2 separate regions of the Homo sapiens genome follow, and region 1 is linked to region 2. The links are chromatin loops, found by intact Hi-C in ENCODE. Cell type or tissue: Calu3. All regions are shown on one strand. Each heading gives the region's core, and the rest is flanking DNA. Links, peaks and the distances in the headings are about the cores only. Region 1 overlaps GAD2 (glutamate decarboxylase 2). Region 2 overlaps APBB1IP (amyloid beta precursor protein binding family B member 1 interacting protein).

What was found. A loop is a pair of places that touch in the nucleus more often than their neighbours do. Peaks named below come from ENCODE experiments on the same cell type or tissue, not always from the same donor. Only the 100,000 strongest peaks of a DNase experiment are listed, where the experiment ranks them.
Region 1: it touches region 2 in a loop (3-fold over the local background); 2 of 110 quality-filtered maps call a loop at or near these places.

Annotation. Positions count from the first base shown.
Region 1 is chr10:26,262,651-26,278,121 of GRCh38, forward strand. GAD2 (glutamate decarboxylase 2) reads left to right here. Exons shown (of 16, transcript NM_001134366.2): 9 at 6,469-6,523; 10 at 7,990-8,106; 11 at 10,986-11,050. Among named protein-coding and RNA genes, the nearest start is that of GAD2, 54 kb to the left of the region's middle. In Calu3, for the core only: a CTCF peak has its summit at 7,356; a DNase peak (open chromatin) is centred at 7,301.
Region 2 is chr10:26,547,893-26,563,363 of GRCh38, forward strand. APBB1IP (amyloid beta precursor protein binding family B member 1 interacting protein) reads left to right here. Exons shown (of 15, transcript NM_019043.4): 12 at 12,213-12,311; 13 at 12,838-12,952; 14 at 14,434-14,537. Among named protein-coding and RNA genes, the nearest start is that of LINC03028, 24 kb to the right of the region's middle. RefSeq lists an enhancer at 3,175-3,564. In Calu3, for the core only: a CTCF peak has its summit at 9,394 (motif pointing left); DNase peaks (open chromatin) are centred at 8,359 and 9,379.

The DNA of each region.
Region 1 (15,471 bases), core at 5,813-9,812, 290 kb before region 2:
ATTTCAGAAGCACTCAGAGCTATACATTTTCCTCTGAGAATGATTTAGGATGCTTCTCATGTTTTTGTTTTATTCTCATGTCATTAATTTTTAATGTTCTGTAACTGCCATCTTGATTTCCTCTTGGACTCCAAAGTTATTTATTTAGAGTAGCCAAGCATGTTTTCTTACATGATAACTTGAACCTTTTATCATAATCCTTTTTTTTTTTTCCTCTCTACAGATACATTTAGGGAAGAGGGACGGTAGTTTGGGGAGAAGGAGGAGTAATGTGAGGTGGTCAGCACACCTTCTTGCCCATACATATACCTCCCTGTCAGCTCTAATACTACCCTTCAAGGGCAGCAGTAAGGAGGTTTCATATACAAAAGAAAATATCTCCTTACCATATCATGATTGGAGTCTCAGTTGCACATCACTTGCATTGTTGTATAGTCATAGTATGTGTGCTAAGTAAATGCTTTTGGAGAAAGTCAATGGGAAGAATAAATATTACTAGAATTATACACAAAAAATCACCCAAAATATCCTTCTCTTATAACCTGAAAATAATGCTAAGTGATTCAATTGTGCACATTGGAAAACAAATCCTAAAAGAGAAAAATATCATTAATCATTATAGTTAAAGTTCTTTTTCCAAATCCAACTATGTATTTGGATTCACTATTTATAGCAAATAGGAAGTTCACTATTTATAATTATGGTAAAATTCTTTGCAAAGGGCCTGGTTTTGTAATACAAGTACTTCTTAAATGGTCAGTTTTGACTTTTGTTAGTTTATTTATCTTAGGGGCCTAAGACAGGCTACCCATGTTGGTATCAGCTATGTAAAGACACGGGGAGCTCTTTTCCCCAGGAGAAATCTCTGGTAATTTTTACTGCTCCTGTGCAATTCATCTTCAACAATTTTTTCCCCAAGTCAGTCTATGCAGTTTCTGTAGTCACTACGCAGTCTGTGCAATTTGAAAATTCACCTGCATCCATTAACTCTCCTTGCCATCTTGATAGGATAGTTTTGCCTAGCACTGACTAGTTAAAAAGCAAATATAAACAAACAACTAGCAGGTTTTTTTTACTGCTATTGCGTTTGAATGCTACACTAGGTAGAACAACATCCTCAAATATGTTTTAGGGTGAGGTTACGTGCTTTTATTATTTACTAGCCAATGCTGATAGCAGTAATTGGGGTCACTGGACCGCTCAATCCAGGGGGCTTCCAGAAAACCACATGGACATTTTGCATATGTCATTACAATCCTAGAAGTCAACCTGAAAAGTTTTTTTGTTAAGTCGGGGTAGTTGTACAGTGCCAAGAATCTAGGTTTTGTTATCAGACAGCTCTAGATTTGAAATCTGCCTCCTGCTAGCTGTGTGACATTCTGCAAGTCATATAATGCTAATAACAACAATAACAATACTACTGCTAATAACAATGTAACAATGTTAGACTGTCAAACACACATTGAGTGGTTACCAAATGTTAGGCAGAGTTTGCTTAATATTGTTTATACTTACTATCTTATGTAACCCTCATACAAATCCTCTGAGACAAATACTATTATCTTATAAATGAGTAAAAAGAAGAACTTAAACTTCAAGTACACACAGTTAGCATATATGATCTGTGGCAGGAACCCACTATTCCATCTCCAGATTTCAAGCTTTTTTTTTTTTTTTTTTGAGACAGAGTCTCGCTCTGTCGCCCAGGCTGGACAGTGGCGCGATCTCTACTCACTGCAAGCTCTGCCTTCGTGTTCAGACCATTCTCCTGCCTCAGCCTCCAGAGTAGCTGGGACTACAGGTGCCCACCACCACGCCCGGCTGATTTTTTGTATTTTTTTAGTAGAGACGGGGTTTCACTGTGTTAGCCAGGATGGTCTCGATCTCCTGACCTGGTGATCTGCCGGCCTCAGCCTCCCAAAGTGCTGGGATAACAGGCGTGGAGCCACCATGCCCGGCCCAGATTTCAAGCTTTTAACCATAGTCAACTGCCTCTCTGAACCTCGGTTTCCTAATCTGCACTGTAAGTGCAAAATAACTCTCTTGTAGGGTCGGGAGGAGGAGCAGGGATCGCACAGTTACTGCTTCTAAAACTGGTCATTTATCGTTGCTGCTGATAGTGCTGCTATTATGTAAACTTAGTCAATTTCTAGCAGGAAGGATGTACGCATACTTTCTTCTTTGCACTCACGTTTTTAGGAATAGAGCTAAGCCCTACTCACTTAGGAAAGGCTGATAGTATCTCTAGTTTCAGCAGGGCCAATGAACGGGGTCAACTAGTGACTCAGGCACCCTACATGTGACCATCTGCAAGCCTGCCTAGAAATACAGACTCTCCAGTAACCTGCTTTCTTTGGTAAGATAATCAGTTCTTCCCTTTGGAGCTATGGGGAATTAGGCATGAAACTGGGACCATGGTCCAAGGTACATTCTGTGTCTTTTTGCTTCTTCCCACAAAGAGAAGATGTTTCCTGCTGGTGATTCTACCTGTTGTTCTTCCTGGGATTTTTCCAGTCAACTTAAGGGAGTTATCTGATCCTATAGCATCATACGACTTTTTTTTTTTTTTTTTTAGACGGAGTCTCACTCTGTCGCCAGGCTGGAATGCAGTGGCACAATCTCGGCTCACTGCAACCTCCACCTCCCGGGTTCAAGCAATTCTCCTGCCTCAGCCACCCGAAGTAGCTGGGACTATAGGTGTGCACCACCATGCCCAGCTAATTTTTGCATCTTTAGTAGAGACGAGGTTTCACCGTGTTGGCCAGGATGGTCTCAATATCTTGACCTCGTGATCCACCCGCCTCAGCCTCCCAAATTACTGGGATTACAGGTGCGAGCCACCGAGTATGGCCAGCATCATACGACTTCTTAAAGGCTACTGCTAACCAAGGATCTCAATGCAAAACACCTTGTCCAAAGCAGCAGTCTGTTTCAATGGCCCTGACTTTAGTAGCAGTCCCTTCCTAAACACTAACAACTAACTGAGAGCAGTGTTATAAAGCATCAGTGGCCACTTAACTGTAAGCTTAAAGGCTGGATGTATAATTATTAAAGATATATGCTTACGTTATAGACATACTTTTAGACCACACAAAGAGTATGGAACAGTCGCCATCCAAAGCCTCCCAGGCACCAGGCGATGCTTGTGCAGAAAGGCCAGGACTGATCCAACAGCTTCTCATCTGCAGAGGACAATCTGTTGGTTGTCACCCAATTGTCTCTGTCCCCGCAACATATGGGCAGTCAGAGGATGGACAAGGCTACATCTGGAGCTCCTTCTGCTCACTGCCCTGCAGCCCTGAAGGCTCCAAACCATGGCACATATGAGAAGTACTTAGTGTGTTCCACAGTTATTTAAATACCTCCCAGGCTAAAATGTCCCAAGCAGCTTTTCTTAACATATGGACCCAGGTCTACGTGCATCAGAATCACCTGGGTGACTGATGAACATGCAAATTCTTGTGCATATTTGTCTTTTTATCAGTTTATTATTTGTCTCCCTTGATAGCATGGAAACCCTGGAGAGTAGAAGCTGTCTTGTTTACCCTGCTACCCCAGTTCCTGCAACACTGCTTGGCACATAGCAAGTGCTCAATAAATATTTGTGGGATGAATTAATTCCTGGGCCCTATGCTGACCTACTCAATCAAAATCCCTAAGAATGGGGCCATGTATTTTAAACCGGGACTTCAATGATTATTATGCTCACTAAATTTTAAGAACCAGCGTTCTAAGGTAATCCGGCCAATTCTAAGATAGAGAAAAAGATGGTAAGTTTCCTCCCCCAAGGCGTCCATATTCACTATCTGGTCAGACATTAAGTTAAACATATTAATAGCCTTGGGTTAAACTTTCCCTTCTAGCCATATTCCTCCAACAAATGTTTATCTACCACCTGCCATATGTCAGGCTCTGGGTCCTAAGTAGAGAAAACAAATATAGTTTTGGAAGGCAGAGTGCCCAGGAAAAACTAGAGCCACCCCCATTCCTTTCCAATCTGCCAGAGGTGAACACTTGGAGTTCATGGTTTGACAAGCCTACTCCCTCCTTCTGCCCAAAGTTCGCTGATACAGGAAAGAAACAGACTATATGTTCATTACTGTTTTCCCGGCAGGTTTGTATGACACCTCTGGTTCATGAAAGTCAGATGTGAGCTTAAAATATTTATCTTATCTTAAAATAATCAAACCTTTCCAAACAGGTTTCCTATATGTTTGGCACCTTTGAGTTTGTTCTGGAAGCTTAGATTATATTTTGAGTTACTCCCTGGACTTTTACCAGTATTTGATCTTGGGCAGTCACTTCTCCTTTCAGGCTGTTGCCTTATTTGAAAAATGAGAAGGTTCGACTAGAATCAGGCATGTCTTGGAGCCCCTTCCAATTTGAATGCACTCTCATCTCTGACTCCTCAGTGCCATCTTACTGCCTTATACTTAAAAAAAGTTAAGTATGATATGATTTGATGAGCAAATAATGATTGTCAAGCTAGTCTACCCAAAATTCTCCCAGGCAAAGGTGTTTAGCTTTTGGTAAAGTTGGGTAAAATTCAAGATTTGCAAAAAAAAATTTCTAAGAGTTCTCACTCTCAGTTTTCTTGTTTACCTGCAAAAATACTATGGCAATTTTAATGTGCTTTAAACTTTATGTAAAAGATAAAGATAATACCCACACTTTCTCAGAAATTTGAACTTTTTATTTATATCAGGGCTGGAGCAAGGTGCTTTAGCACAGCCTGATCTGATCAGGTTGAAAATCACTGCTTTAAGGGATGCCCCCAGGCAAAGTTATGAAGTGTAGGAAGATTTATAAGGAGTGAGAAGCTCTCTGTGTCCTTTCCTCAACCACATCACCCTCCCTTCCCTCCCCTCAGTCTCACAGAAGTTCCCCAAAGGTAGGCTGCCCTAATCTAAGTCCATAGTCTTTGCATCAAATGTAACTGTAATGCCCCTTTTTCCATTCCAGCCTGACAAACTAATCACTGGTAACTTGTCCATTACCATTGCCCAGGTAATTGTCTTTCTTTGGGAAACAGCTTCACTTAAATCAGTGATTCCCAATGCTTTGAGGTTTCATGTCTGCTTTATATTCCAATTATTTTGTCACGCCTCCTTTATTGGCCTGAAAAAAAAAAAGGGTCAAAAATATAACTTACCCTTCTCACTATATAATGCCCAAATTATTTTTTTAAATGAAGAAATGTGATAGAAGTAATTTGTAATAAATTAACTTATTTCAATATGTAAAAGCCTAAGCAAGACAGCACTAGAAGCTGTGATGAAGTCCAGTGCTTGCTGTATGTCTAGACTCACAGGGAGAGCCACAAAGGTACTATGGAGTCAATGACAAATACCAAAAACCCCACTCACTGCTCACTATATGCCAATAGCATCCCACAACCACTGATTGTGATAATCACCTCTACCATCAGTTATTTTTCCAAAAAGCCTTTTAAAAACCTAGATCAATGACCCTGATGCAAAGTTGGCTATGTTAGCAACCTCCAGAGAGCTATTTTGACTTAAAGAATGTTTCTCTGGGCCGGGCACGGTGGCTTACGCCTGTAATCCCAGCACTTTGGGAGGCCGAGGCAGGCAGATCACAAGGTCAGGAGATCGAGACCATCCTCGCTAACACGGTGAAACCCCGTCTCTACTAAAAATACAAAAAATTAGCCAGGCATGGTGGCGGGCGCCTGTAGTCCCAGCTACTCGGGAGGCTGAGGCAGGAGAATGGTGTGAACCCGGGAGGCGGAGCTTGCAGTGAGCCAAGATTGTGCCACTGCACTCCAGCCTGGGCGACAGAGCCAGACTCTGTCTCAAAAAAAAAAAAAAAAAATGTTTCTCTGTCTCTCGTACCATGATTATTATAATATTAAGCAAAGCAGTATCTGTGTTTTTATTTTAGGAAAGAAGCATTTTTAGGGTTGAAAGGATGTTTGAAACTTGAGCCCATGAATTTTTGGCCTTCTTTACGCTTTTAGCACTTGGAATGTCATTAGGTAGCTATTTCACTTAGTATCTTCATCCAGATATTTCAGAATGGATTTTCTCTTCCTGCTGTTTCATTGGTATGTGAAATTGCAGGTCGGTTTATTCAAAGGTTTGGAATAAAAAGGTTTCTCTGAACTCTCCTTTCATTGCCAAACATTTTGCTCCAAATCAGGCTTGTTTTAACTGAATTAAGAGGATGACTTAATAAGAAGCTTCTGTGCACAGCAGAGGGTCATGGTAATCGTTCTATAGGGAACAACACAATACGGTCACAAGTCTGCAAAACGTGCCAGAAATGATAGTCATGCCTCATCCAGGCAAGTAAATGCATCCTTCCTGGAAGCAGTCAAGGAGTTGTTTTCTCCGAGTATTGTTATCAACAGTTTGGGGTTGGACTTTACCCTCCTGCGGCCACTTACGTTGTAAAGACGATGAAGCAAATTATTCAAAGCAAATCTATATTTCTTTTTCCTTCCAGAGGGAAAATGATTCCATCTGATCTTGAAAGAAGGATTCTTGAAGCCAAACAGAAAGTAAGTTTCTGCCGGGAGCTTTATCCAGCCCATATTTCTATTTCCATCCACCGGAGAACAAAATGTGTTTTGGTTTTATTTTAAAAAGAGGATCCAAGCCTCAATCTCCCAGGTTTAATGAGAACATAGAATTCTGCATCCAGTCACTATTTATTTCTCTGGGTTATAGGCTCTGCTTTAGAAAAGTTTAAATTGCTGAATAAATATTATATACAGAGATACAGTGAGCGTTTCCAAAGCATTTGTCTTCCTAGGTACTGAGGGTTGGCATGAAACACCCACACATTTGAAAGAATATTTTCAGAGGCGGGGAAATAGCAGAATGCTAATGCAGTATGTGAGAGACCCTGGTGCAGTTCTTCAAAAGGGGCCAGTTTTTCCCGTGTAGGTGCATGCTGTTAGCATTGGCTCTCCAGACGTCTTATTTTGCAGGAAGCAATTTAGAACTCTTTTCAGAAGTAACAAGTTCTGAATGCCTGCCCAAGATTCCCAAAGCTCTAGAAAGTCATTTACAACCTGGGATGGCTCACAAATCAGAGAATTTGTTTCTAGAATTCTTTGTTTACCATTTGGTAGATATAACCTACAGTTTCTGATTTAATAACATACACATGCATTTTATCATTAGGAACTCAGAAATAATGATTTACGTTCATATGCCCTTTTTCGTTTGGTTTTGTTTTACTAAGTGGCAGGCAGCAGGAGAAGGTTTCCCTCCTTGTGCAAGTACTAGAACTACTTCTAGTAACATCAACTAGAAGATTAAACCTTTGCTGCCACCTAAAGACTGACACCATAACATCACGTTCTATAGACAGGACAGAGTCCTTATGGAATGAGGGACTATGGCGATCCTGTTTGTGGCATTCTCCTGCCTTCTTCCAGCCCGTTACTTCAATCAGTTTTCATTTAGCCATGGCCAGAGAGACTGAGGACTAGTTAGACGGATAAAAGTCATGGCGTATTATTTTAGCCGCTCCGTGCTGAAACGTGAAATAAATTATCTGGGCATTTTCCAAATAGGAATAATGGGCTGGTCAGAGCTACTTCTCTTCATTCTCCTGCCTACTCACTCTAGGGGATTTATGAAGTTCAGAGGCCTCGTTGTGAATAAGGAACACTTGAAAGTGAGCAAAGGGGGTTAAAAGGGCCAGAAAGTCTACCGGGAATATATACATGTCTCGGGGACGTCCCTGACAGCCTCTGGGTTCACTACAGCCTCTTCTGAGAATCAGAATGTCTGTTCTTTTAAGACACAGTCAGGTCCAACAGCATAGCCTAGAGAACTCAGATTCCAGAGAGTGAACATCAATTTGTCCCAGACCCCGGGGTGTCAGTAACTCTGCTGCTGCTTCCTCAAATTCAGACGTGTCTGTTAGGGAGAGAATTTCCATTGCTTTGAATCAGCTTTTTAAAAGAACCCTTGACTCTGTTTTCCATGATTTGGGGCTTTCTCGTTCGCACAGGGGTTTGTTCCTTTCCTCGTGAGTGCCACAGCTGGAACCACCGTGTACGGAGCATTTGACCCCCTCTTAGCTGTCGCTGACATTTGCAAAAAGTATAAGATCTGGATGCATGTGGATGTAAGTATCCCTTAGGGACTGGCCACTAAAACGTCCTTGCACGTTTTTCATGTGGGACACACAAAGGAAATTTGTTTTCTCTTTTTTTAACTTGGTCAGCTTATTTTCAGAGTGGTGATATTAAAGCTTTTAAAGCTGGATGAAGCAAATTAGCACACAACTCACACAGTACACACCGTGCACCAGAAGCATCCCAAGGCTGATTATACCTTAATGTCCCCAACATGGTAATATTTGTATTTCTATGATCAGTACCCAAGCTGACCACTTTGTTCTCAATTCATCGAGCCATTGCATCCATGGAGGAATACAACCTACGCACACAGTCCTGCTGTTCCTCACTTACCAGAATGGTCAGAAGAGTAAAGAGGAGTTGCATTTATGTAGGAAACCCAGAGAATTAAAAACAAACAAAAGCAAAAAACTGAAGCTCAAGTTAGATATTCCTGTATTTAGAGAGGAAAATAGGCTTGACAACTTCCTGGGAAATAAGGACCACCAAAGTTCCAATTTCGTAGCTTGGTCAGCTAAGAAGATAGATTATATTTGAAACGTTTTGACTTCAGGCCTTGTCACACTAAAAAATAATGAAGGTGTTCCCTCCAGAACATTTTCCAATGAAAAAAAATGTGTTAAGTTTTAGAAGGACCGAAGGGATTTAAGTTTAGATTAGTATTACTCAAAGTGTGGTTTGACGATTAGCTACCACCTGCAAACTGTTAATGATCCATATGAGATAAAGAGTTTGTGCCAAACCATCATCAGTCACAAACCATCGCTAATCACAAACCATCACAAACTAAGCGCAATGCTTGGCTCAGCTGATAATTTTTTCATTGCAAGACTTTCTCAGTGAAGGAACGCATAAGTTGATGTTCATTCGAGTGCAAGATCCTTATGTTGTCATGGGCCAGCACTGGGTCTAAGCCAGGGCTATAACAATGATCTAGCCCTGGCTTAGATCATTTTGGCTTTATAATAATTATTCAGACCAAATTAATGCTCTTTTTTTTTTCTTTTTGAGACAGAGTCTTGCTCTGTCGCCCAGGCAGGAGTGCAGTGGCGTGATCTTAGCTCACCGCAACCTCCGCCTCCAGGGTTCAAGCAATTCTCCTGCCTCAGCTTCCTGAGTAGCTGGGATTACAGACGTGCGCACCCATGCCCAGCTAATTTTTGCAATTTTAGTAGAGATGGGATTTCTCCATATTGGCCAGGCTGCTCTCGAACTCCTGACCTCAGGTGATCCACCTGCCTTGGCCTCCCAAAATGCTGGGATTACAGGCAGGAGCCACCACACCTGGCCTCATTAATGTTCTTTTCTTTAGGGGCAGAAAATTTCCACAGGCTTAGCTGGGTGCATTTCCATTATTCCAGAGTATTCCTGCAGAGCAATCACCAATGTTCTTTATCCTCCCTGATTCACAGTGTGAGTCGTTCATTAGGCTACCAGAGCCCCTTTCATTTTACACATGAAGACACTGAGAAAAGACTGAACTATCCGATATCATTAGTGACCTGGGCCTCAGGACTGGAAATCCTGGTAGACCTTGCTGGCTGATTCAGGAAGAGGATTACCCGGCAACTTCAAAAATGAGAATGTCTGTGTGTCCTGAGCCAGCAGAAGCTATGGGTTGTTCCTCTGGGCCTCCTACTTAAATTAGAACTAGGGAATCTTTTAACCAGTTTTATTAGCTTTTCTTTGAAACATACCAAGTTTACCACTTACTCTTATTAGCTTTAACATTCATACATTCTATAAAGTAGAAAGAATCTTAAAATAGTACACGTTTGGAAAATCATAATTTTTCAAAGTGCAAAAGAACTGGGCCAGGTGCAGTGTCTCACGCCTGTAATCCCAGCACTTTGGGAGGCTGAGGCAGGTGGATTACCTGAAGTCAGAAGTTCGAGACCAGCCTGGCCAGCATGGTGAAACCTCGTCTCTACTAAAAATACAAAAATTAGCCAGGCATGGTGGTGGGTGCCTGTAATCCCAGCTACTTGGGAGGCTGAGGCAGGAGAATTGCTTGAACCCAGGAGGCAGAGGTTGCAGTGAGCCAAGATCTCACCATTGCACTCCAGCCTGGGCAACAAGAGCAAAACTCTGTCTCAGAAACAAAACAAAACAAAAAGAGGGCTGAACTTACAACAAAAGGTGGGGGGAAGTGATTATATCATAAAAGAATTTTATAATCCATTTAAAATTATCCTAGAATTATTTGTACACACAGAGGAAAGAAAGTTAATATTTCCAAATGAATCTCCATCTTGGCATTCTATTTTTAAAGGAGATTACTACACCAATTCAAATCTTCAACCTTGATCAAGTACAAATTGTTAAGACGTGTTCTAACTGCTCAGCTAATTAACTGGTATGAATCTTCCCTGCTTGTGAATTTTGGACACAGAAATTATCCAAAATCACACATCAGTGAAATAGAGTTATGAAGCCACTTCTTATTTCTGGAATCATTTAGACTTGTCAAAAGAGTTTTCCCTGCAACTTGGAAGCTGTTTAATGGCCCTCCTGCCCATCTTCTCTGCCTTACACTGTGGGGACCACAGGGTTTCGTATTCTGAGAACATGACTTCATGAGGACTAATGGTGCTGGTGATAGGTTTGGGAGAGGGTCTTTCTCTCTCTTCTACGGACCAGGAGCTATGCCTCCAAGGTGGCTCCTTACACCCATATAAATGTGGGATGGAATCTGAGACCTTAGAAGGGCCCTTCGGTGTAAACTCTGAAGGTTAGTGCCAGAAGGAGGTGGTCAACTTCCTAAGTGGCCTGGGGTCAAGATCATTTTCACCTAGAAAGACACCAGACTATAGAAATCTAGGCAATGACAAACTGCTACCATTTTCCTCATATGATTTTTTTTCAGGCAGCTTGGGGTGGGGGATTACTGATGTCCCGAAAACACAAGTGGAAACTGAGTGGCGTGGAGAGGTATGTTGCATTTTTCTTATTAACAACATAAAGTGTTAAAAGCTAACTGTGAAACACAAATTACAGTCAATTTCCAGGAACTTTTGGAATACTGAGTGAACTCACTCTATTCAGTGCTTGTGTTCCTTGCCTTATGTGGTATTACACTCATGAATGTGGGTAAACAACAGAAAAATCAAATATGTAAATATTATGTGTAAACAACAGAAAAATCAGAATACACATCAAGCGACCCAGGTAGAATCTCTTTCAGACATAGAGATTCCTGTCTAGGGTCTATTCCTGGGATCTCTGAACCAACCACAAAAATTGTTTAAAACCTACAGGCAGCCCACGTTTTACTAGGGAGAAGATTTATAGCTTTCATGTTTCATAAAAGGATAATATCCACTGCTTAAAAAAAATAATAATTTTTCAAAGCAAATAAGCACCTTGTAACTTATCAATGTTGAAAGTTTGGGTTTGGGGTCTAAGATGGCCAGTTCACTTAAAGTGAAACATACTAGCAATAGCCTCATCTCATGTTTCATTCCCGTAATAACCTTTCTCTGACACAGCTCCGACTGATGCTGCAAAGCACCTTTTATTTAGAGCCTACGCAGAAGACTGTTGAGAAAAGCTGAAAAACACAAAGGCAGTGATATCTGATTGGCATAAAGCACATTCAGGTCCAAAGAAAAGAGAACAACAGAATGCAAAATACAGGCTCTGGTTCTGAACCACATGCAAGGGGAGCCCAGTTCTCTCATCACAACATGGCAGGTCAGACACAGTGGTGAGCTCTGGCACTCCAAGTGACCAAGAAAGCCTGAATTCATCAGAGGCTGCCAAATGCCCACCATCCCCTGCCAAGTCGCCAGATGCTGCCCAGCAAAAGCGTCACACTGGCTCTGCCACTAGATATCTTGGCACAGTTTCTGTTCCAGGACAAGGAGAGACGCTGATGGAGCACAGAGGCACTTGTGAGCCCTGGGCATGTGGGAGGCCCAGGCCAGAGTGGCTGTGCAGAGGGTGCGATCTGACACCCAGGCCCAAAATACACAGAGAACCCGTGAGTGTGGAAAGAGAGGGGTATGGTTACTGGGCTGGAGTCAAGAGCATCCCACCAAATTAATGGAAAGAAGGCAAAAAAGAGTTGGGATACACCAGCTAAGGCCCATGTCAGAAGGGTCACTGTCCCTGAGTCTGATGGCTGGGGTCAGAGCCTGGCCTGAGCACAGCGGTGTTAAGGCACCTGGAGCCACCCAAGCTCTGATTGCAGGGCCCCATTTAGATGCCAGTGGATGAGGGCAGGTGTGTCTCCCTCCCAGGGTCAGCCAGTGCCAGGCCTCTGCTCTTGGACCCTTGGGGCTTCTCTCAGGCCTAATCCCTTTCCATCTTGAAGATCTGCAAGAAAGCAGAAGCTTAAGGAAGAGGCAATGAAGTAAACAGGGAGAGACAATAAAAGAGAGAGAGAGAACAACTTGGAAGGTGCCTGCTCACATGATCAGAACAATAATTAAATTCATGTGCTTTCAAGAGAGGTGGCCTATGTACAGTACTTTCTCTTCTGTGAGTTTCTGACTGGCACAAAAAGTCTGTTACTTTACCTTTGATGCCACTTGCAACTGTAAGTGCTGAAAGTCCTGGCACATCCTCCACTTAAAAACTCACTAAATTACCTACCCTGAGCCTTAGAAAAATAAACACCCACACGATTCTGTACCAAAGACTATTATTTGAGAGCAAAGCTTAGAACGTTCATCAGGGAACACAGAGTTTCCTCTTATTGCCGCAATTCTTGAAACTGTACTGTAACTAAACTTTTCAAATGGAATAACCATATATGAAGTCCTAAAAATGAGGGGGCTGCTGGTGTTCCACTCTGAGCAGAATCCCCTTTAGCCACCCATTTAACTGAGGATACCCCTCTCTCACTGACTTATTAGCAAAAGGCATACTTTCTAAGTGAATACAGTTGGAAGACCAGTGGAAACCACATAATGTGTATGGCCACAAGTTTAGGAAAGAAATGTGTCTCACTTAGGGAATGACATTTTTCCAAGCTCCGCAAACCAAAGTTTAGAACTCACCCTAAAAGTAGAAGAAATCCGTAGTCAATTCTTGTCCCCAAATCCAGAGGATCCTTAGTAGTCACAGAGGATCCTGAATGCCATTCTCATACAAAATGGCACAAGGGGGCCGGGCACGGTGCTTGTAATCCCAGGACTTTGGGAGGCAGAGGTGGAAGGATCATTGAGGCCAGTTCAAGACCCTTCTGGGTAACAGAGTGAGACTCCATCTCTACAAAAAGAATTTGTTTTTTTTAAATTAGCCAGGCATGGTGGTACTCATGGCTGTGGTCCTAGCTACTCAGGAGACTGAGTGAGGCAGGAGGATCACTGGAGTCCAGGAATTTAAGGCTACAGTGAGCTATGATGGCACCACTGCACTCCAGCCTGGGCAACAGAGACCCCATCTCTAAAAAAATAAAAATAAAAATAAATAAATAAATAAAATGGCACAAACACCTGGAGCCCTTTCTGGCATCCCCTTCAAGAACCAACCAAATTCTCAGAAAACAGCTCTCTTCCTTGCTAGCACTGTCAGAATGTCGAGAGATGGTGCCGCTGAGAGGGCACGCCACAAACCCTGAGACTCCAGAGCATGACTCTGTGCATTGTATTTTTATTTATTTTTATTTTTATTTATTTATTTTTGAGATGGAGTCTCACTCTGTCACCCAGGCTGGAGTGTGGCAGCGCAATCTTGCCTCACTGCAACCTCTGCCTCCCGGGTTCAAGCAATTCTCCTGCCTCAACCTCCTGAGTAGCTGGGGTTACAGGTATGCGCCACCATGCCTGGCCAATTTGTTTGTTTGTATTTTTAGTAGAGATGGGGTTTCACCATTTTGGCCAGGCTGGTCTTGAACTCCTGACCTCAAGTGATCCGCTCGCCTCGGCCTCCCAAAATGCTAGTATTACAGGCGTGAGCCACCGCGCCGGCTTCTGTGCATCAGACTGACGCGTCTTTAGTCTCTCCTGCCCACAGGCTGCTGCTTACCGTAATCATCCTCTGATGTGTTCCACTCTCAAGGCTTTAAGTCGCAGCTGAAGGTGCTGGTACAGTTTCTGCTGCATCACCAGTTGCTCTCACTCCTGCCCTGAGAGCCAGGTGTTCAGGATTTAATTCGATCATTGCTGAACCTCTGTCATAGGCAAGCCACAGCACAACGCACTGCATGGGTGCAAAGACGAGTATGATATAAAGCCTATCTTCAAGGAGTTCAGAATCTAGTGGGGAAGATTGTCAATGAACAGTGGATTAAAATTCAAGGCAAGGAAGTAAAGGCTGGAGAGACAGACGTGGGAGCTGATTGGAGAGCACAGAGAAAGGAATGTTTCCTTCTGTGATTACAGGGAGCTTTCACCAAGCAGGGCAACATTGTAGCTCAGCATCATAGCATACAGGGTACTTCATCGGGCAGAAATGGAAAAGGGCATTCAGGCTGAAGAGACACACAAGTGTGAAAGTGCACAGTGTGTTGGAGAAAGTTCAAACCCGTTTGGTTGGAGGATGCCATGGTTTAACAGCTGTGGCCAGGTCATGGGTGGAAAGTGCAGAAGTCTTGGCCAGCCCAGGGCCCGCCCGCAGAGCCAGGTCAGAATCTGCGGGGGTTCTTTCCACGAAACATAGATCCCTGAGCTGGGAGTCACTGCTGTGTGGCTGCCATTATGCGTGGAGAGCATTAGATTCCTTGGGGCGACAAAACCCATGGAAAACCTTTGCTGCAGGAGCCGTAGTGGGCTTTGAGCAGAAGTGCAATGTGATCTCACCTGTGTTCTGGCATTAACTCTGCATTAGAGAGGAGACGGGAGCCAGGGACAGACTAGAAGCTATTAAGCTCTTAGGAACGTCCAGGTGCAGGACAGGAAAGAAGCTGAGTGTGACCTAAGCTGTAGTAGCAGAGAAGGAAGTAAGTGGATGGACCTAGGAGAGGGGGAGAGAGAACTGTAAGGGGCGGTATAGAGACGGGGAAGAAAAGAGTGAAACTAAGGACAACAGTGAGGTTTGGAGGCTGGAGGCCTGGAAGGAAAATGGTGCCAGGAACACAGAATATAGAGGAGAAAGAATCAATCTAGAAGGTTGAGCAGTGGCGATTGGGGCCTATGGATTTGAGGCAGAAATAAGAGCACAGGGAGATGTCTTAAAATAGCCCTGCGGGATTCAGTTCTCTCCAACTTACACAAACTGCAGAAGCCGCATGACCGAATCCCACAGCAAAACATTTTGAAATGAACCTGAGGCTGTTTTTTTTTTTTAAATAAATTGCCAACATTTCTGAAATCAAGTCCATGTCATCGAATCAATCTGCAGGGCTTTTTGCCATCTTTATGCCTCTGAGAGGGAGGTGGGACAGAGAATTCAGTGACAGGTAGTTG
Region 2 (15,471 bases), core at 7,741-11,740:
TTTGGTTTGTTTTTCTTCTTCTTTTTCTTTTGTGGGGGACACCTTTGTTGAAAATCAGTTGGCTCTAAATGCATTGATTTATTTCTGGACTCTCTATCTTGTTCCATTGGTCTATGTGTCTGTTTTTATGCCAATACCACACTGCTATAGATTTGTAGTATATTTTGAAATCAGTTTGTGACTCCTCCAGCTTTGTTCTTTTTGCTCAAGGTTGCTTTGGCTATTTGGAGTCTGTGTTTCCACATAAATTTGAGGATTGCTTTTTTCTATTTCTGTGTGAAGTATGACATTAAAATTTTTTTTTATTATTATACTTCAAGTTTTAGGGTACATGTGCACAACGTGCAGGTTAGTTACATATGTATACATGTGCCATGTTGGTGTGCTGCACCCATTAACTCGTCATTTAACATTAGGTATGTCTCCTAATGCTATCCCTCCCCCCTCCCCCGACCCCACAACAGGCCCCGGTGTGTGATGTTCCCCTTCCTGTGTCCATGTGTTCTCATTGTTCAAGGGATTGCTTTGAATCTGTAAATTACTTTTGGTAGCATGGACATTATAACAATATTAATTCTTCCAATTTATGAACACGGGATATCTTTCCATTTATATCCTCTTCACCTTCTTTTATCACTGTTTTATAGTTTTCGTCATAGAGCTCTTTCTCCTCCTTGGTTAAATTTATTTCTAGGTATTTTATTTTTGTGTAGGTATTGTAATGGGATTGCTTTCTTGATTTTCAGATAGTTGGCTACTGTTGAATAGAAATGCTACTAATTTTTGTATGCCGATTTTCTATCGTGAAACTTTACTGCATTTGTTTATTAGTTCTAACAGTTTTTTTGGTGGAGTCTTTGAGATTTTCTACATATGAGATCATGTTGTCTGCAAACAGAGACCATTTGACTTCCTCCTTTCCAATTTGGATGCCTTTTCTTTCTTTCTCTTGCCTAGTTGGTCTCGCTAAGAGTTCCAGTACTATGCAGAATAGTAGCAGTGAAAGTGGGCATCCTTATCTTGTTTGAGATCTTAGGGAAAAAGCTTCTAATTTTTTCCCATTCAGGGTGATGTTGGCTGTGGGTTTAACATATATAAACTTTATTACGTTGAAGTATGTTTCTTCTATACCTAATTTGTTGAGATGCTGAATTTTTGTCAAATGCTTTTTCTGCATCTGTTGAAATAAGCATTTGGTTTTTAATCTTTATTCTGTTAATGTGATGTGTCACATTTATTGATTTGTATATGCTAAACTATCCTTGTATTGCTGGGATGAATCCCACTTGATCATGATGAATGGTCTTTTAAATATGCTATTTAATTTGGATTGCTAGTATTTTTTTGAGGACTTTTGTATCTATGTTCATCAGGGATGTTGGCCTGAAGGTTTTCTTTTTTGTTGTGTCCATGTTTGGTTTTGGAATTGGGATAATGTAGGCCTCATAGAATGAGTTTGGAAGAGTTTCCTCCTTTTCAATTTTCTGAAATAGTTTGTGAAGAATTAGTCTTTATATGTTTCTAGAACTCAGCAGTGAAGCCATCAGGTCCTGGGCTTTTCTTTGATAAGAGACTTTTTATTACAGCTTCAATTTCATTACTCATTGTTGGTCTTTTTAGGTTTTCTGTTTCTTCCTGTTTCAATCATGGTAGGTTATATGCATCTAGGATTTTAGTCATGTTTTCCTAGGTTTTCCATTTTGCTAGTGTGTAATTATTTATAGTAGTTTTTATGATCTTTTGTATTTCTGTAGTATCAGTTGTAATGTCTTTCTTTTCATCTTTCATTTTATTTCTTTCAGTCATCTTTCTTTTTTTCTTAGACTAGCTAAAGGTTTCTCAATTTTATTTTTTCAAAAAACTTACTCTTTGTTTTATTAATATTTGTGTTTTAGCCTCTTTTAGCCTTAATATTTCTTTTTCAAATGAATGAAATTAATCTCTATTTCATTTATTTGTGCTCTGATCTTTATTATTTCTTTTCTCCTACTAATTTGGGGTTTAGTTTGTTCTTATTTTTTCTAGTTCCTTGAGATGCATCATTAGATTGTTTATTTGAGAGCTTTCTTTGGCTGAAAAAGTCTTTATCTCCTTCATTTCTGAAGAATAGCTTTTCTGGGTACAGTATTCTTGGTTTTTTTTTTAATCTTTTTTTTAATCTTTCATCACTCTGAATATATTGTCCCACTCTTTCTTGGCCTGCAAGGTTTCTGCTAAGTCTGCTGCCAGGCATATTAGAATTCCCTTATGTGTTATTTGCTTTTTTTTTCTTGCTGCTTTCAGGTGCATCGCTTTGTCTTTGACCTTTGAGAATTTGATTATGATATATATTGGAGTATTCTTATTTAGGTTGAATCTGATTGGTGACCTTTGACCTTCCTGTGCCTGGATATTTGTATCTTTCTTCTGATTTGGAAGCTTTTCTATTATTATTTATTTGAATAAGCTTTCTATCCCTTTTCATTCTTTACTCTCTCTTTAAAGTTAGTTACATGTAGATTTGCTCTTTTGATGATGTCCCATGGGTCATGTAATTTTTTCTTTATTCCTTTTCATTTTTTTCCTTTTTTCTCCTTTGACTATGTATTTTCAAATAGCCTGCCTTCAAGCTGACTGATTATTCTGCTTGATCAATTCTGCAGTTGATGTCCTCTGTTTCATTTTTCATTTTGTTTGTTATACTTTTCAGCTCTAGGATTTGTTTGTTTTTTTAATTATTTCTATTTATCTGATGAATGCTTCTGATAAATTTCTGAATTGCTTCTCTGTGTTTTCTTGAAGTTTGCTGAGTTTTGTTATAACAGCTATTTTTGAATTCTTTGTCTGCCAGATAGCTGGCACCTCTTTTTGTCCATTTAGTGAGACCATGTTTTCTAGGCTATTCTTACTCCTTGTAGACATTGGGCTCTGTCTTTGCATTGTTGAGTTAGGTATTTATTTCAGTCTTCCCTGTCTGGATTTGTTTATGACCGTTCTTTTTTAGTGGGCGTATGCAGAAATTGTGAGCAGATTGACTTTTGTATGTCATTTCAGCACTAGAGGGCCTCCTAAGTCCAGGTTAGACCCGAATCCTACACTAACTCTGCCGAGGATACACTGTTCAAACTGCATGGGCCCTGGGAGACCCACAGAGGGCCCACTGGATGGTGTGGGAAAGCCGGTCAGGCTCTCAGGTCCAGAGGTTCTGTGGACCATGCCTCCCACAGCACAGCATAAACAGCCCATCTGGTGTATCATCACATCTGGCAGGGAAGGTGAGCCACTGCCAAATTTGTCCACCTGGCTGCTGCTAGCCCCACTCCCTCTCTTTGTCCCTTGCTGGCCTCACGTGTTTCAGCCCCGTTGGTACTTGGTACTCACAGTGCTCTCCATAGGCCCATGCAGAAGCAAGCCTCCCACAGAAGGACCCAGTGTGGTAAGAAACCTGAGTGTGAGTCCGGGGGGACTTTCCATGTGTGGGTACCGCAGTGGCTCAGGGGAGGGGCAACATAGTCAGGGGAAACCATCCCCTTACCGTCCAACTGCGGTTTCACTCATTTTTGCAGTCCAGCGGGGCTTCCCAGTCTCACTCACGGTCAGTTTCCTTAGCCCTCATAAAGGCACTTTTGTGCGTGGATAGAAGCCGTTCCTTCATGCATTCTTTCTCATTCCATTCTGGGGCTAGATGCAATGGGGCAGAAGTAAATATCTTCCAGGAGAAGTTATGTTTCTATGGAGGCCCGTTAGGAAGTAGTGGAATGTCATGGAAGGAGCGCTGGAATTCCGCCCCGTCGCTCACCTGCTTCCTACCCCTTACTCAGCTATATTTTTCTTTACAGTATTTTTCACAATGAAAAATTATATTACTTTAGTGTTTTGTATTTTTATTGGCTTTCTCCCATAGTAGAATATAAATGTCATGAGAGCAAGGACTTTTTCTATTGTGTTCACTATTGTGTTCCAGAGCTTGGAGTGATATTTGACACATTGTAAATGCTCAATACATATCAGATGAATGGATAGATTAATGGATGGGTGGATGGACAGATGGGTGGGTGGATGGATGGATGGATGGATGGATGGATGGATGGATGGAATACAGATCAAAGCCCCTTGTACCATTGTGTCCTTCAAAACATGGTTCAGGGCAGGCACAGTGGCTCATGCCTGTAATCCCAGCACTTTGGGAGGCCAAGGCAGAAGGATCGCTTGAGCCCAGGAGCTCGAGACCAGCCTGAGCAACATATCAAGACCCCATCTCTACAGAAAAACTTTTTAAATCAGCAGGGTGTGGTAGCATGCACCTATAGTTCCCACTACTCAGAAGTCTGAGGCAGGAGGATCCCTTGAGCCCACATTCAAGGTTGCAGTGAGTTATGATCACACTACTGCACTCCAGCCGGGGCAACAGAGTGAGACTCTGTCTCTAAAGAAATGCTTAATTAGCTGGGCACTGTGGCCCATGTGTGTAATCCCAGCATTTTCGGAGGTCAAGGCAGGAGGATCACTTGACCTTAGGAGTTCGAGACCAGCCTGGGCAACATAGGGAGACCCCCGTCTCTACAAAATATTTAAAAATCAGCCTGGTGTGGTGGTGCACACCTGTAGTCCCAGCTACTCAGGAGGCTGAGGCAGAAGGATTGCTTGAGGCCAGGAGTTTCAGGGTGCCGTGAGCCACAGTCACACTGTTGCACTGTGGCCTGGGCAACAGAGCAAGACCTACCTCTAAAAAAGAAAGGAATGAAAGAAAGAAAGAAGGAAAGAAAAAAAAAAGGAAGGATAAGAAAGAAAACGGAGAACAGGATTGAATCGTCCCAGTTTACTTCCTGTTTACTTCTAAATTTATCCCACGCAGTAACTCTCCTACCTCCTGACTCTCCATCTCAGAGGAAGAAGGCTCCTATCTCCAACGTGGCCTCTGGAACCACATCGTCAGCCACTCCCTTTGGCTTCAGCATCTTCAAACCCTCTGCAGACAATTCTTCTCTTTTCCTTGGGCCACAGACATTTTCAAATATTCCTTGGTTTGGGGGCTCTAACTCACTCCCCTCAGTGGTATCTGCCCCACCTCTTCAAGCAGCACCTTTGACCTCTGTCTTCTCTTTAACTCAGACTTCCTGAGAAAGTGATGATGCCCTCCATGTCCTCAACTTTTTTTTTCTTTTTTTGAGATGGAGTCTCGCTCTGTCGCCCAGGCTGGAGTGCAGTGGCGCGATCTCAGCTCACTGCAACCTCCGCCTCCCAGGTTCAAGCAATTCTCCTGCCTCAGCCTCCTGAGTAGCTGGGATTACAGGTGCCCGCCACCACACCCAGCAAATTTTTGTATTTTTAGTAGAGACAGGGTTTCACCGTGTTGGTCAGGCTGGTCTCGAACCCCTGACCTCATGATCCACCTGCCTCAGCCTCCCAAAGTGCTGGGATTACAGGTGTGAGCCACCGCACCCGGCCTCAACTTTTATTCTCATAGTTTAATTCATTCATTCAACAACATTCCTTTCAGCCAGGCACAGTGGCCTACACCTGTAATTCCAGCACTTTGGGAGGCCGAGGCAGGGGGATTGTTTGAAAGCAGAAGTTCAAGACCAACCTGGGCAACATTGTGAAACCTCGTCTCTACAAAAAATTTAAAAACATTAGCTGGGCATGGTGGCGCACATCTGTGGTCCCAGCTCCTCAGGTGGCCGATCGGGGTGGGAGAATCACTTGAGCCCAGGCGTTGGAAGTTGCAGGGAGCCATGATTGCACCACTGCACTCCAGCCTGGGCAACAGAGGCAGACCCTTTCTCTACGAATGTATACATATATCTTTTGAATTTTCTTTATTCAGACTTGGGGGTACATCGGTAAACAAAACAAAGGCCTCTGGCTTTGTGGAGTTTGCATGCTAGCAGGCTTCTCCCTGCACCTCTGTGGAAACTGCTATTATTAAGATTTCCAAAGAATAGTGGCTTTCTCCAGTCCTCATGGCATCTTTTGCATTGATGACAGCATCCTCATTTTATGGTCTTCAAACTGGACCCCTACTCTGCTTCTGCTGGTGCCTCCTCCTTCCCTACACACTGTAATGCTCTCCAGGGTCCTAAATTCAGTTCTCACCAGACTCCCCGTGCTCTCGCTGAGATCACATTCACAGCCACAGCTCCAACCATTGTCTGTGTTGGAGACAAATAATTCCTAATCCGTAGTGGACAGTCTCACCTTCTTCCCTAGCTCCACACGTGCAGTAACCACATGTCCAAGGGGTACCTCTATCATGCACACTGATTTCAACATTTCCTCCACCCCCTGCTTTCCACAGTCCCTCAAGGATGAATGGCACCATCACCTACTCTATTCGTTTTCTGGAGCTGCTGTAACAAACTGCTGGTAACTAGATAACTTCACAGAAATTTATTTATTGAAGAGTTCAGGAGACCAGAAGTCCCAAATCAAGGTGATATTGGAATCAGAAGTCCAAAATCAAAACCAGAGTTGTGTTCCTTCTGAGGGCTCAGAGGCAAAATCTGTTCCATGCCTCCACGCCTCTTCTAGCTTCCGGCAGCTCCCAGCAGTGCTGGCATTCCTTGGCTTGCAGCTGCGTGTGCCAATCTCTGCCTCCCTCAACATGTGACTATCTTCTTTCTTTGTCTTTGTCTGTGTCTGTTTCTTCTCTTCTTATAAGAACGTGTCATTTTGGTGGTTGTTTTTGTTTGCTTGTTTTTTGTCGGTTTTGGTGTTTTTTGTTTTCTTGAGACAGGGTCTCACTCTGTTGCTCAGGCTGAGTGTGGTGGTATGATCACAGCTCATGGCAGCCTCAACTTCCTGGGCTTAAGTGATCCTCCTGCCTCAGCCTCCCAAGTAGCTGGGACTACAGGTGCACACCACCACACCTGGCTAATTTTTTGTATTTTTTGCAGAGATGGGGTTTAGCTATGTTGCCCAAGCTGATCTTGAGCTCTTGGGCTCAAGCAATCCACCCACCTTGGCCTCCCAAAGTGCTATGATTACAGGTGTGAGCGACCACACCCGGCTTACACCAGTCTCTTTGGATTTAGAGCCCACTTTCATCAGGATGACTTCATCTTAACTTTATTACATCTGGCAATGACCCTATTTCCAAATAAGGTTACATTCATAGGTACCAGGAGTGAGTACCATAGCTTTTAGGAGGAGGGAGATAATTAAACCCATAACATCCACCTACTCTACCAAGCTAGAAACAGAAAAAGCATGCCTGATTTTCTTCCTGTCCCCATTTCTCGTTAATCTATGAGCAAGTTCTTCTATTTCCCATCAAGATCTCCCATTGAGCCCTCCCTCAGTTCGATCTTATTCTTCACTCCAGATCCATCTTCCTCATAGCCCCCAGTGACTTCCTGTGTCACTGTGCTGTTTTAAAATGTCCAGTGCCCCCCACTGCCCAGGGGATCATGTCTAGATTCTAGTTTGACTCAAGGGTCTTTACTCAGATTCCACACCAGCTTAATTTCTGCTTCTTCATTCCATGGTTTCCAGACCTCAGCCATACAGAATTTCTCCATGTTCTCCAAATATATTACAGCATTCTGTCGCTTCTTCCAAAGACCCTCTCTTGGCCCATTTTCAAACTTTTAGTATGGAACATACTATTTCATAATCACATTACATATGTGATTTGATTACATCAGGTGTTTACATACATCTCTCCCTAAAACACCTCCAGGGAGCATTGCCCAATTAACACATGAGCTCTCTTATTCCTCTTTTTGTTGTTTTTTTGTTTGTTTGTTTGAGGTAGGGTCTCCTCCAGCCCAGTCTGGAGCACAGTGGCACAATCATGGCTCACCGCAGCCTCGAACACCTGGTTCCATCTATCCTCCCACTTCAGCATCTCTAGTAGCTGGAACTACAGGTGTGTGCCACAACACCTGGTTAATTTTTGTACTTTTTGTAGAGACAAGGTTTCACTGTGTTGCCTAGGCTGATCTCAAATTCCTAGCCTCAAGTGATCTGCCTGTCTTGGCCTCTCAAAGTGCTGGGATTACAGGTGTGAGCCACGGGGCCCTGCCTCTCTTACTCCTCTTAATGTACCTAGGAATTAGCATATTTCTTGGCACCCAGAGATATTTATTGAACAAACAGGACCTTGGTTCTTTCACTACCTTTGGCCTTGGATAAATTGCTCACCCTCTCTCACCCTGTTTTCTCATTTCGTAAGCTCAGAGGGTCTATAAGTGCCCTTTAAGCAGTGACAGTCCACAATCGCCCTGACCTCTGTGTGCTGTTCTCATGTCCCAAGAGAGCTTCTCTCTCTTTATGATCGGGAACAATCAAATCAATTGCGAAAGAGCCTGGCCAGTGACACTGCACCAGCATTTTCCTGAAACCTCTTTGCAAATGATTATTCAGCAAAAGGCTCGGTTAGGCAATAAGCTCCTTGGCAAAGTCTCAAGACACGGTGGAGAACAAGCCCAGTGACTTGCTCTATAATGTCTGCAAGGCTGAACGATTTCTGCATCACCAAGGGAGCCAGAAAGGAGCTTTTTCCCATTAGGTAGCTCATCTTAGAACCATAAAATCTGAGGATTGCTAGAGACCTTAGAGGTCATAGAATCCTCCTGTATACATCCATAGCACACATATAGTGTAAGGAAGGAACTTGGTGAGACCTGACCTATAGCAAGGTTTATCACCCCATCATCAGGGGGCTGTTTTATGTTCAAAAGTCATTTTCTTTAAGGGAGTGACTACATTTTGCTCTATTTCAATGAATAACATTCTTAAGAAATTGTTTAGGGTGCTTGTTAAATGGCTAACTCTATATAAGCAGTTGCTTTGTGCATTTTGTTGCAAACACGATGAGATTTAGTCTGCTCTGGAAACTTGGTTCTCACGTGACATCTACCAAAAACAATAATAGATTATCTTGAAGGTAACAATGTCAGCTTTTTAAATGTCTGAGTGGGGGGTGGGTGGAATAGCTGCTTTCTAAGAACAATTATAAACATTCAATTGCTGAAGAGACCAATGCTTGCCTCTCTTACATGACAATCAGAACACAAATGCTGTTTGTAGGTCAGAGAGCCGTGTTTCTGGTGCTGAAAGACAAGGGCATTGGTTTGGCTTTGCACATGTTATTGTTGAAGGGAATGCTGGAGGCATTTGTGGGCTGTCATGTTCCAGCCAATAAGTGTTGGCTTTAGTATATTTTTCATCAATATGACCTTCAGGTTAATTAAGAAAACAAATCCTTTTTGCTATCGGGCCATATTACCTGAGTTGATAGATATTTCCAATTTTAAGGGCCTCCAAAGAGGATCATTATTGGAGTAACATTTGCAAAAATAAAATCTAACATTCAGAATGAGGGAGTAAGCATTGAACCGCCAAAACAGTAAAATGCCCAGCAGCCATTCAAAAGTGTTTGCTGTCATCTGCTGGCTAGACTGGAAAACTACAGCAACATTCAGGAGCCTGATGTGAAGTTCTCACCGTCGGTAGAGAGAATGTCTGTGTTCCTGTTTGCTATGCCCAAGCAAATAGGAATTGACCGTTCTTCGAGCAATGGAGATGCAATTTCTGAGGCCGAGTGACCTACATAGAGAATACATATTTAAAGACAAAAATATGAGTAGAGTTTCCTCAGTTGCCTGAAAAGACCAAAGAGAGGAATTTTTAAAAAATCATTTCTGAATTTTTCCGTAGTCTCTTCCAAGTCTGGGATTTGGGTTTAATAGCTTAATACAAACACAGAAATTCTAGGTGGTTAGTCAGGAGACCCCCAGGTTCTAGTGGGGTCACAGGGAGGAATATATAGTAACCTCTCTGAGCCTCAGTTTTCTCATTTGTGAAACCAAAAATTACTAAACTCTCGTCAAGCTCTTGGAGTCTATAAAGGTCTTGTTATCCTTTCTGGACAAAGATTACAATCCCACACGCTCTTGCTGGCTGAGTCATTAGAAAGTCTAGCAGAGTGACTAGACGCTGCCAGTCAGATTCCAACTGAAGTTTAAAGACACGAGACCCTTTGCTTAGAACAACTTTGAGAATAGCCATTTCCTTGGAGGTCAGTGATTTAAGATGGAAAGCGAAAGAGAAGTGGAGAGGTCCATGCAATACCCTAAGAGAGGAATTGGACAGCTTCCCTCCTTTCCTGCCAACTGAAGAGCAGATAGATGCTTCCAGCTCTCTTGGCTTTCCATTCCACTTTCAGCACCACCAGCAAATGAGGATTATCCTAGCAGGATTAATGAATCCTCTGAGGACAGGAGGAAGAAGAAAGAGGTGGTACCATACCACACACACACACAAACACACACACACACACACACACACACACGATGCTTGTGGTTAATTATTTTTCTACATAATAAAATGTATTATAATAAACCTTATAATGACCCATGAAAATTTACATGGCCCATATTAATATCTCAGAACCTATGTTTGGTTGCCGGCCCCTCGCCTGATGACGGTGATTTCTAACTGAACAGGAAATATTGTGCTTGTTTCTTGATTCTTCAAGTATTCTGACATCTGGACTGGAATACCTGCCATGCGCTGGCCATGTGCTAAGCACTGAGGGTCTTCAGCAGTGAATAAGACAGATGTAGTTCCCACCTTCATGGAAGACACAGTCTATCAGAGACAGACACATAAAACAGAAACTAACTGGGCTTGGTGGTTCACGCATGTAATCCCAGCACTTTGGGAGGCTAAGGTGGGAGGATCACTTGAGCCCGGGGTTTCAGCACCAGACTGGGAAACATAGCAAGAGTGTTTCTTTAAAAAAAAAAAAAAAAAGCCAAGCATGGATGCATGTTTGTGGTCCCAGCGACAGAGGAGGCTGAGGTGGAAGGATTGCGTGAGCCCAGGAGTTAGAGGCTGCAGTGAGCCGTGATGGCACAACTGCACTCCAACCTGGGCAACAGAGTGAGACCCTGTCTTAAAAAATAATAAAAATTAAACCAGAAACAACAGAAGCAATGAGGACTAGGAGGAATGCAAGGAGTTTCTCTTTCACACCTGCCCATTTCCTTCTTCTCTTTGTGAGCTCCTGGAAGGCCTGTTCAGCAACCGGAACCATTGCTTAGTGCTACTTGCACTAAGTGTAATAGACAGAAATATTCCTTCTCCAGGGTGTCCATCTGGAAGCCACTGGCCCACTTGGGCAGCACATAGCAGTTAAGAAGGAAAGGTCATCACAAAACTCTGAATTTTTGGAAGCAGAAAAAACCCTAGAACCAGGTTTTGGGAGTTATAAACCCACAATTCTCATAGGCATTAATTCTATGACATAAGAATTATCTCAGGTAAGTTCCCTTATTTGACAAATGGAAAAGCAGCTCAGATTTCTCATGGGGATAGAGACAAGATAGAGGTGAAAAGCTTCCAAAAGTTAAAAAGGCATAAATGAAAATTATTATTGATAATATAGTAAGAAGTGTTTACAGACAAGGGATGGTGGCTCATGCCTGTAATCCCAGCACTTTGGTTGGCTGAAGCAGGAGGATTGCTTGAGGCCAGGAGTTTGAGACCAGCTTGGGTAATATAGTGAGACTCCAATTCTACCAAAAAAAAAAACAACGTTTTTTTCAATTAGCTGGACATGGTGGTGTGCACCTGTAGTCCTAGCTACTCAGGAAGCTGAGGAGGGAGGATCTCTTGAGCCCAGGAGTTCAAGGTTTGCAGTGAGCTGTGATTGTGCCACTCCAGCCAGGACAACTCTGCCTCTAAAAACTTTTTTTAAAAAGATGTGCTTATGATAAATCATAAAACAAATTTCTTTCTTTCTTTTTTTTTTTTTTTTTGAGACAGAGTCTTGGTCTATCACCCAGGCTGGAGTGCAGTGGTACAGTCTCAGCTCACTGCAACCTCCACCTCCCAGGTTCAAGCAATTCTCCCTCAGCCTCCCGAGTAGCTGGGACTACAGGCACCCGCCACCATGCCCAGCTAATTTCTTTTTCTTTTTTTCTTTTTTCTTTTTGGATTTTCAGTAGAGATGGGGTTTCACCACGTTGGCCAGGCTCATCTCGAACTCCTGACTTCAAGTGATCTGCTCGCCTCGGCCTCCCAACATATAACAAATTTCTTAAATCCTTTCAAAATTTAGTCATTTTTAAAAGTTATCTTCCTAATCTTAACATTACAACCAGTAATTTTTGCCACATAAATCACATATATTGTTAGAGATTTTTTTTAAATTTCCTGACAGGTGCTTTGACCTCCTAATACATGACAAGTGAATACATTGTCTCGAAACTGCTTCTTTCTAGCACCCCCAAATTCAGAAGGAGTCCCAGTATATCAAGTATCTCTGCTGTGATGACACAAGAACCCTTAACCAGTGGGTCATGGGAATACGGATAGCCAAGGTGAGAGAGCGTTCGGACTTCACCCTGTCTTGAACTTGCCAGCCAACTTCCTGACCTGGGCACAGCCTTCCTGGTACTGTGAAACAGCTGGCCCACCCTTGGGTTCAGCCACAGACATTATCAGGTTTATTCGCCCAGTGGGTTTTCTAAATGGGAGGAGCGATAGAAACACGAACCTCTCCAGTAACCGGATATTTACTCATGGCGAGTATTGCAAGCTTAGTGTGCAATTAAAAAACGCAAGATGGAACCTGTGATCGAGTTACATAAAGACACACGTAATCAGAACTGAGCAAAGCTCTTCTCTAATATGTAGGTGAAAAAATTAACTGACTCTGTTAATCTGGAAAATGATTGAATGTGTATTTGTTAAATTTTAATGGAAATATCCAAAAAACCAACTCAGACAAGTGGTGAACAGAGTAGCCGTGGAGTATTTATTTCTTCTGTATATGTATATTGCAATTGAGTGCAGAATTTGGGATACATGGATTCCTTTCCTTCTTCCTTTGTGTTCTCTCCCCAGTATGGGAAGACTCTCTATGATAACTACCAGCGGGCTGTGGCAAAGGCTGGACTTGCCTCTCGGTGGACAAACTTGGGGACAGTCAATGCAGCTGCACCAGCTCAGCCATCTACAGGTACTAAGTGGAGGAGAAATTCCAACACATATTCAAAGCTTGGTGCTCCAGTTCAAAATGTATCCAATACATCTATACAAACAGGACTTTGTACACAGCATTCAGAATATGTTTCTCACCTGATGATCAGGCTCAAACTCCCCGACTCAGCCCAGCCCTCACACACACACCCCTATAACATCTGTTTTCTTTTTCTTTTCTTTTTTTCTTTCTTTCTTTCTTTTTTTTTTTTTTTTTTTTTTTTGAGACTCTCTCGCACTGTTGCCCAGGCTGGAGTGCAGTGGCGGGATCTCAGCTCACTGCAAGCTCCGCCTCCTGGGTTCACACCGTTCTCCTGCCTCAGCCTCCTGAGTAGCTGGGACTACAAGCGCCCGCCACCATGCCTGGCTAATTTTTTGTATTTTTAGTAGAGACAGGGTTTCACCGTGTTAGCCAGGGTGGTCTTGATCTCCTGACCTCGTGATGCACCTGCCTCAGCCTCCCAAAGTGCTGGGATTACAGGCGTGAACCATTGCACCTGGCCTGTTTTCTTTTTCTTCTTTGCTTTTTTTTTTTTTTTTTGGAGGTAAGGTCTTGCTCTGTCACCCAGGCTGGAGCCCTGTATCTATTTTAAGCGCCTTTTAACAAAGCTTTGACCACTTCTTTCGTGATATTCTGTGGATGAGGTGTTGATCTCCTGTTTACAGTGAGCTAGTAGGTAGATGTTTCTTATCAAAGTACAAACATTATATCAGTCCAAGGCTCCATTAGTGCCCAGAAAACTGTTCACACCAAGAATAAGATTATGCCCTGGTGTTTTGATGTCTTGCACCCAATCCTGGACAGCACATTTTAAGGTAACATGAGTCAAAGTTCTGTGTCAAAAGGACAAATTAAAAGGCAGGAAAATAAAATAGCATACCAGGACTTTTGGGGGGAAAAACCACATCTAATTCCAGATTATTTCAAGGACCCCCACATTTTGCCCGAATTTCTGTCTGTTGTTTCTGTGTCCAATGTACTTTTTGTTGAGGACAATGTTGAAGAGTTGTTCCTGTACCTGTACTCAGTGTGGTGTGAAACTGGATAAATACATTTTAAAAAAATCAAGAATTTTTAAAAATATGTTTTCAAGGTTTATTCTTCAATTACTGAAAAGTTTTTAAAAGTAAAACATATTGTTACTCTCCAGGATCCCAGTTAGTCCAGACCCTCCTCAGTGGGCTTTATCAAATACCGTACTCACCTTCCTGATCTTTTTGCTGAATCTCATATAAAGTTTTGTCACAGAACCTCAGATTTTTCTTAAGGTTTTGTGTACCATGCCATGCCTGTGAGTTGCTCTCTTTGCTTTGTTTTTATTTTTGTTTTTTTTGTAAGAACTAGCCAACAAGTATCTTTCTTTGCTTTAGAGATGCAAACTGCTTTGTATTTTCAGATCGACTTTCAAGAATGTTGAAAATGCTTTGCTCACTCTTCTTTTCTCACTTCTTCCCTCTCAGGACCTAAAACAGGCACCACCCAGCCCAATGGACAGATTCCCCAGGCTACACATTCTGTCAGTGCTGTTCTCCAAGAGGCCCAGAGACATGCTGAAACATCGAAGGTAAAACCAGCAAGCAGCTGACCCCTATAAGCCATGTTCTAAACCATTCACATTATTCCAGTAACTGCTCTTTTAAAAAGAGAAAATAAGCTGAGTGCAGTAGCTCACACCTGTAATCCCAGAACTTTGGGAGGCTGAGGCAGGAGGATCACTTGAGCTTCAGTTTGAGACCAGACTGGGCAATATAGCGAGAGCTTGTCTCTACTAGAAAAAAAAAATTAGCCAGGCATGGTGGCATGCACCTGTAGTCCCAGCTACTGGGGAGGCTGAGGTGTTTGACTTGCTTGAGCCCAGGAGGTTAAGGCGGCAGTGATCTGTGATTGCGCCACTGCATTCCAGCCTGGGCGACAGAGTAAGATCCAGTCTTAAAATAAATAAATAAATAAATAAATAAATAGAAAATGCAGTTCCAACAACTGAGAAGTTACTACAATTTAATTTAGTTGATTGCTTGATATTTGTAATCTTAAAGTTACATATGCTAGAATCAAAAGTTAAAACCAGCTATCATCACACTGCTTAGGAAAAATGTAAGCATTTCCTTTAAACTCTGGAGTTAATTAGCTATGTTTACTTTGACCAAAGTGGTTTTCTTGGTTTAGTCAAGTGATTTTAGCCCTCTCTGATAGTAGCACATCCAAGTTTTAAACCCATGGGATTTTACTTGCCTTTTTTGAATAAAATAGGGCAACTAGTAGTCTGAAGCCCTATATGAAGTGCTAACTGGCCCCCAAAATCAGATTAGAAGACTGCTAAAAGAGCTACATTATAAATAGGGCTGGGCACAGTGGTGAGCACCTGTAGTCCCAACTACCTGGGATGCTGAGGCAGGAGGATCCCTTGAGCCCAGGAGTTCAAGGCTGCAGTGAGCTCTGGTTGCACCACTACACTCCAGCCTGGGTGACAGATAAAGACCCTGTCTTAAAAAAAAGAA